Regions from separate parts of the Homo sapiens genome. Here region 2 is linked to region 1. A link is a contact called in ENCODE Hi-C data. All regions are on one chromosome and are shown on one strand. The core of a region is the stretch at or near the end of the contact, and the rest is flanking DNA. Distances in the headings are between cores, read along the strand shown. Region 1 holds the start of CRBN (cereblon). Region 2 overlaps ITPR1 (inositol 1,4,5-trisphosphate receptor type 1).

The links. Hi-C counts contacts between places; a loop is a spot of excess contacts on that map. Pooled maps may share reads with other maps.
Region 2: a pooled map shows a loop between it and region 1 (3-fold over the local background). The contact joins the enhancer-like site here to the promoter of CRBN in region 1. A Hi-C loop is called at or near these places in 2 of 50 pooled maps.

What each region holds. Positions count from the first base shown.
Region 1 is chr3:3,177,696-3,180,940 of GRCh38, forward strand. CRBN (cereblon) reads right to left here and starts at 1,996. Exons shown (of 11, transcript NM_016302.4): 1 at 1,926-1,996. The coding sequence starts at 1,992. RefSeq lists a silencer at 2,060-2,229.
Region 2 is chr3:4,631,999-4,635,243 of GRCh38, forward strand. The region is part of intron 5 of ITPR1 (inositol 1,4,5-trisphosphate receptor type 1); the gene reads left to right. Among named protein-coding and RNA genes, the nearest start is that of EGOT, 120 kb to the right of the region's middle. Within about 2 kb of position 1,558, at least 3 of the 41 ENCODE cell types and tissues checked have a DNase peak (open chromatin) inside an H3K27ac peak, as active enhancers do.

The DNA of each region.
Region 1 (3,245 bases), core at 746-3,245:
TGACTCCTAGTCTCTAAATAATTTCTTTAGTAACCTTTTTTTCATAAATATGGCTAAAAACCACTTTCCCCTACTCAGTTATGTTTATTAATGTTTCATTTGCCTAGGATAAACTCTTCACATCTCAAATATAAAGCTTTTTGTTGGAACTTAGAGGATTTACTCTTCAGAACAACTCGTACTACATGGAATTATGGAAAGCCCAGTGTTTCCCTACAAATAAAATTTACGTAATTTGGAGAGGCATTATTGCTATATCTACACCATCTCTGGGCCCTCTCCCGACGCTTTTCTGAAAAACAAAAAACAAAACAAAACAAACAAAAAAAAAACAAACAAAAAACCACGCTGACTGTTCAGAGCTATCAGTGAAGTCTGATGACTCATCTCATGCAGAGGCACGATGTGAATGTCGACAGAAGATCAGTATCCTCCCTCTTCTATTCACCATTCTCCCTGAAACACCGGATTTGGCACAGAGAGTAGGGCTAATGTCTCTGAAAAAATAGCTCAGCTTTCCATCAAAGGCTGGCACACTTACCCTTGTGTCAACTCAGCTAGAATGGCTTCGAGAACAACCAGTGACTATGGTTTATTTTTACAGAAAAGTTCTCTCCTATATGGTGGGCACGCACTCAGTCTCTTCCTCTTTTAATCCATGCTGCTACCAGTGGACAAATTAATCTTCCAAGCATAGATTTCTTTAGGCAATTACCTGAAACCTAAAACTGTTTCTTGGCAATCCACAGGAAAAACCCAAACCCACTGGCAAGAGATGCCAGTTTCCCAGCAACTTAGACCCAATATACCTCCTAGGCCTTATGTCCCACAACCATATCCTAAATATGTGCTTTTAGATGTCTCCTGATCTACCTGAAAGGCTTTTTCCCAAATCCTCTGACCCTTAAACAACCTCTGCCTCTGAAGAGCCACAACAGCATTCATTTATCTGGCCCTAAATCAACCGCCTCTGCAGTTGATTTACGTTTAGTTATATTCTCAGCAGCCCCGCCTAGACAGTAAACCTCAATTATCAGATTGTGTATTACCTCTCGTTTCATCTCCACAACACCTAACATACTTGTCATATAACGAAGGGACTCAAGTAATACTTTCAAGTTTGGATGATACACCTTTTGGAAAGCATCTCTTGAAAGGCATTCCATGAAAAGTTTATGCAATATTCCATGCATTTTTTTTTTTGTTCAGTATTTCAACACAAGGCCAAAGTCTAAACATTTCACACAACATACAGGAAAAAGAAAAACTAAGTATCTCTGATTAAGCATAATCGTACATGCCTGAGAAAGACCGATAGTAAGAAAAACAAAACAGAGAAGTGGTTTAGAGATATAATGACAGACACACCCGGGTTGGAATCCTGACTCTGCTGTGTGACCTTGGGCAAGTCATTGAACTAATCTGCAAATCCAATACTCGCTTATCAAATCGGAAACTGAAAACTGATGTGGGAAGGATTAAAAGGCGACATGCATGCAAAGCGTTAACTGCACGGCTCGTAACATGGTAAGTGCTTAGTACATGTTAGCTGTCACTCTTATTAAAAGGAAGGAGACCAGCAAAAGTAACCGCTGTGAATCTGACCCGGTCCTCTAGTTTCAGAGCATTTCCTAGGAGCTAAACTCAGAACACAAGGAGGATGGAGAGGATGGGTTTCCTGTTCTTAATAGCAAATGCTCCCCCCGACACCCTGGCTCACGGCTCGGGGCAACAGAGCAGCGAAGAAAGCGCCGCGACTCCATCGCTGGCCGAGGGCCGACGTGAAGCAGCTTTCCGGTGCGGCCCTGCTGGGCTGGCTCGCCAGGCTTGGCGCCCCCACGCCCGCCTCCCAGGCCCAGCTGCACCGCTAGCGGCTCCGAGCCTCGCCCCACTCCCGACTACAGGGAACTACTCCGGGCGGTTACCAGGCAGGAGCGGCAGGTGGTTGCCCATGTTGTGCGCAGCGTCCTGCTGATCTCCTTCGCCGGCCATGTCTGTTTACCCGCAAAGGAGGCTGGGACAGGGCGGTGCCGAAGACTCCGAGGGAGGGCCCGTGTCGCGCGGCTGCCGCGCACCGGGGCCACAGCGCCCCCTGGCGGCCCCAGGGGAGCAGACGGCGGCGCGTACCCAAGCCTGAAAGTGATGGCCTAGGCGGGAGGGACAATTACAGGCCTGCGCTCCGTCCCGGGGACAGAACGCCGTCCCCTGCCATCCACGGCTGAGTGCCCGGCGTACACGCTGCAGAGCCCTCACTTTGTTCCAGCCCTTAGCATGACTTATTTAATCCTGATATTTTGCATATGGAGAAACTGAGGCTGAGAGCCTTTAGTCTCCACCTTGTTTTTAAACGAAGGGGGCAGGGAGCAAATAGAAACCTGTTCATGCAGCATTAGTTTCAATTCTTAAAATAAGAAGCATATATGTGAAGGCTGGGGAAATCCATCAGTTATTCCGAGGGTGGTTGAATTATTGCTGATTTTCTTCAGTAGTTTCAATGTATGTACATACAACTTCAATAACTTCAGTAGTTTCCATATATGTACATTACATTCCAAAATTAACAAGTATTAATCAGAAACATACTTGAAATGATGATTGCACAGAATGGAAAACGCCTTATAATTGGTAAATAAAATTGTCTGAATATAAACTAGCCTACTCATTATGACTTCAGCTATGTAAAAACAAGTCACTGTGGCAAAAAAGAAAGACTATGTAAAAAATGAAGATAATTCTGTTATAATGGTGGAGTTGTGACTGGTAAGATATTTGTTTTGGAGGGAGGACAAAAGTTTTCGTAGTGTATTTCAGTATCACTTTTTCAGCGAGGAAGGAAAACTGAAAAATCCTTAAATGAAATACAACATCTAAACATGGTAGTGGTGGTGGTGGGCGGAGGCTGAGAGGAAGCAGCAGCATTGCTCAACAGAAAAGTCATGGATCTGAGATTTGAAAAAATGATTTCAGAAAATTTGCCTCCCTGATAAGTTACAAGCAGAAAACTCCCTTGTGACAGAGGCTTGTGAATCATTCCTGTGTCATTTTGCCTCCTGTCTCCGAATCAGTCTGTGGTCTTCGTCAAATCACTTATGGCTGCGGGCCTCAATTCGCCCATTTGCAAAATAAGAACGAACCAAATAGTGTCGCCTATTTGTTCCAGTTAATAATGTCTGCAACATGAATCATAGCATCACCTTTTACGATGAGGTTAATAACAATTACATATACTACGTAATGATTTAACG
Region 2 (3,245 bases), core at 308-2,807, 1.5 Mb after region 1:
TGTATGGGATAAATGATGGTTCATCCTTGCATAGGATTGTAACATGCGTTCACTTTACCCAGCATCCCTAGCTCCTGTCCACTGAACATCAGTAGCACCCTCTTCCAGTCACTGCAGCAATCCATAATCTCCTCAAAGTCTGTGCTGGGAACATGGGAATCTAGTTGAATAGGTGGGGAAGGTTGGTCAGTCCTGCATGTATGTATATTTAGTGCATATGCCCATAGGGGGCTATCTTTCTGGAGGGTCTATGTGTCTTTAGTTGTCCTCACTTTGCTTTTCTGGTATAAAGATCATTTTGTTCAGTGAGATCTTATTAATACATCTCCAACTCTTTCCTCTCCTATACTTTTTACCACAGGGGTTGTAAATTCAGATTCCTCTTGGCCATACGGGAAATCAACAGGAATAAAGTGGGCTTGGTGGGTAGTGTTGCCAAGTGGAGAGTCCCATGGGTGGGTCTGGAGGGGCAGCTCTACTTCCCTACTGTCACTGCTTGGGAATGTGGGCTGAGAGCTGCTGCCACGTCTTCCACTTTTTAAGAGAAGATAAAAATCCATGCTTTTAGTGTAGTATCTCAATTTTAAAAAGATGTTGGGAACTAATTCAATTAAGGCTTGAAATATACACTCAACACCAAAAGAAATGGCTCAGGCTGGATGTGGTTCTTCAGCCCCATTTGCAACCTGTGCTCTATATGTTATGTTTCATCAGCAAGTCCTTTCGACACTCCTTCCTATGAATGAACTGTGAAGAAAACAGCATGGTTGAAAAAAGTTCAATCATAAGGTGATCAAAAATGGTCAACTCCTTATTAAAAAGAAAAAAGAGAAAAACAGAAATCTCTCTCATGCTGTTTATGTTTTTAAAAAATAAAAAAGGAAGCCAGTTCTTTTCCCTGATTTAAGATTACTGATGTGACTTTCAGGTCTTTTTTTTTTTTTTTTTTTTTTTTTTTTGAGATGGGGTCTTGCTCTATTGCCAGGCTGGAGTGTAGTGGCACGATCTCAGCTCACTGCAACCTCCACCTCCCGGGTTCAAGCGATTTCCCTGCCTTAGCGTCCTGAGTAGCTGGGACTTCAGGGGTGCGTCACCACGCCCGGCTAATTGTTTGTATTTAGTAGAGACGAGGTTTCACCATTTTGGCCAGGATGGTCTCGATCTCCTGAACTCATGATCCACCTGCCTTGGCCTGCCAAAGTGCTGACATTACAGGCATGAGCCACTGGGCCCGGCCTCAGGTCTTGAATGTTGACTTTGTGCTTCACTTTCTGCAGTTCCTACTTTCCTACTTAGCTGGAACTTTTCCCCCTAGTGTCTTAAAGTTATCTACATATTTCATTCAATTTACATTCCCACCAGCCAATACGATGTTGTATTTTGGACAGCCACTTTGCCTTTGGAACTGATGGCCAGTCTCCAGTGGGTTTTCATTTTTATTTTTCTCAACTACTATGCAGCACCCCAATCAGAAGTCAGACTATTTTAAATTAATGCCATTTAAGGAATTAGTTGTCTAGACCACTTGACTTCCTTTTGACTAGGATGAGCAACATCAACAGCACTTTGAAGGAGAGTGACATCTAGTGGCTGGATACTGTCTATGCTTTTTCCTTCTGCAGGAATAACTGGATTTTGACTCTCTTGGTCATGTTTTCCTAAGGGTCTCTTGACAAAATGAGCTTCTTCCCATCCGCAAATCACATAAATTTCTTCTAAAGGCCATTACTACTGTTTTCTGACAGCAGCATAGCTGTTACCTTGAAACAAGCACCTACATTGTTTTGTTCTGAGAAATGATTACTTAAGTCACAGCTTTGACCAGCTAGGAAGAGCTAGAGGAGTGACAGGTCCTTATTGTCTGGGTACTACATTGCTTGTTTTTAGAAGCCTTGCTTCAATATCGCATTACATGATTCAGAGCTTGTTGACTTTAACAAAATAACCTTTCCTTACTGTTTCAGTCACCTTTCTATTGTCATTCGATAATAGTTTCTCTGTTGCTGAAATAAAATAACAGGTGGCTATGATGGGGCAGACCTTGATGTTGCTTAGGGAACATGGTGAATAATAGTGGTGGAACCATTTCATAGAGTGTTTTTTTTCCCCTTAGAAATTAAAAACAGCCCGCAACCCATTATTCAAGGGAAAAGAGTAATAGATATTTAAATTATCAGGATTTTAAAGTAATGAAAAGGTAACACATTTAAGATGCCTTTTTCTTTTTTTTTTGAGACAGTCTCACCACTCTATCACCCACGCTGGTGTGCAGTGACATGTTCCCGGCTCACTGCAGCCTCAGCCTCCTGAGCTTAAGTGATCCTCCCACCTCCCTGCCCAGTAGCTGGGACCACAGGCACACACCACCATGCCTGGCTAATTTTTGTATTTTTTGAAGAGTTGGGGTTTTGCCACATTGCCCAGGCTGGTCTTGAACTCCTGAGCTGAAGCAATCCACCCACCTCGGCCTCCCAAAGTGCCAGGATTACAGACATGAGCCATGGCATGACTTTAAAAAATTCAGAGTACCTGACACAGAGACATGATGAAGGTGTTTTTGAAGAAACTACACACTTGTATTTTAGGAGGAGTATTCCAAAATCTGTGAGTAGGAAAAGCAAAAAAATATTAATTGATGTGATTCGTAAATTGTGTTCCTCAAAGATAACCTTGGGTTTTATTTTGATGTTTTCCCTACTCTCCTACCCCCTATTCTGTTCCTGTGTCTCCACATTTTAAAGTATCAACAGGAGTGTGCTATTCACTTCCCTTTCTTGTTGCCCAGGCTGGAGTACAGTGGTGCGATCTTGGCTCACTGCAACCTCCACCTCCTGGGTTCAAGTGATTCTCCTGCCTCAGCTTCCTGAGTAGCTGGGATTACAGGCATGCACCACCACACCTGGCTAATTTTTGGGGGTATTTTTAGTAGAAACGGGGTTTGGCCATGTTGGCCAGGCTGGTGTTGAACCCCTGACTTCAGGTGATCTGCCCGCCTCAGCCTTCCAAAGTGCTAGGATTACAGGCGTGAGCCACCGTACCTGGCCTCTATCCTCATTTTTAATGGCTACACGGTTACTTCCTTGTTTGGCAGTACTGTCATTTTAGATAAGCAGCCTCTATGGGCAGACGTTAGGTAGGGAGTGATATTCAGGATCTTGACAACATTTGCCATTCTGAAAAAAGTTGTATGGCCTTGTGCATATGCCAGGTTGTCCTCTTAGGAGAAACTCCTAGAAGTGGAATTG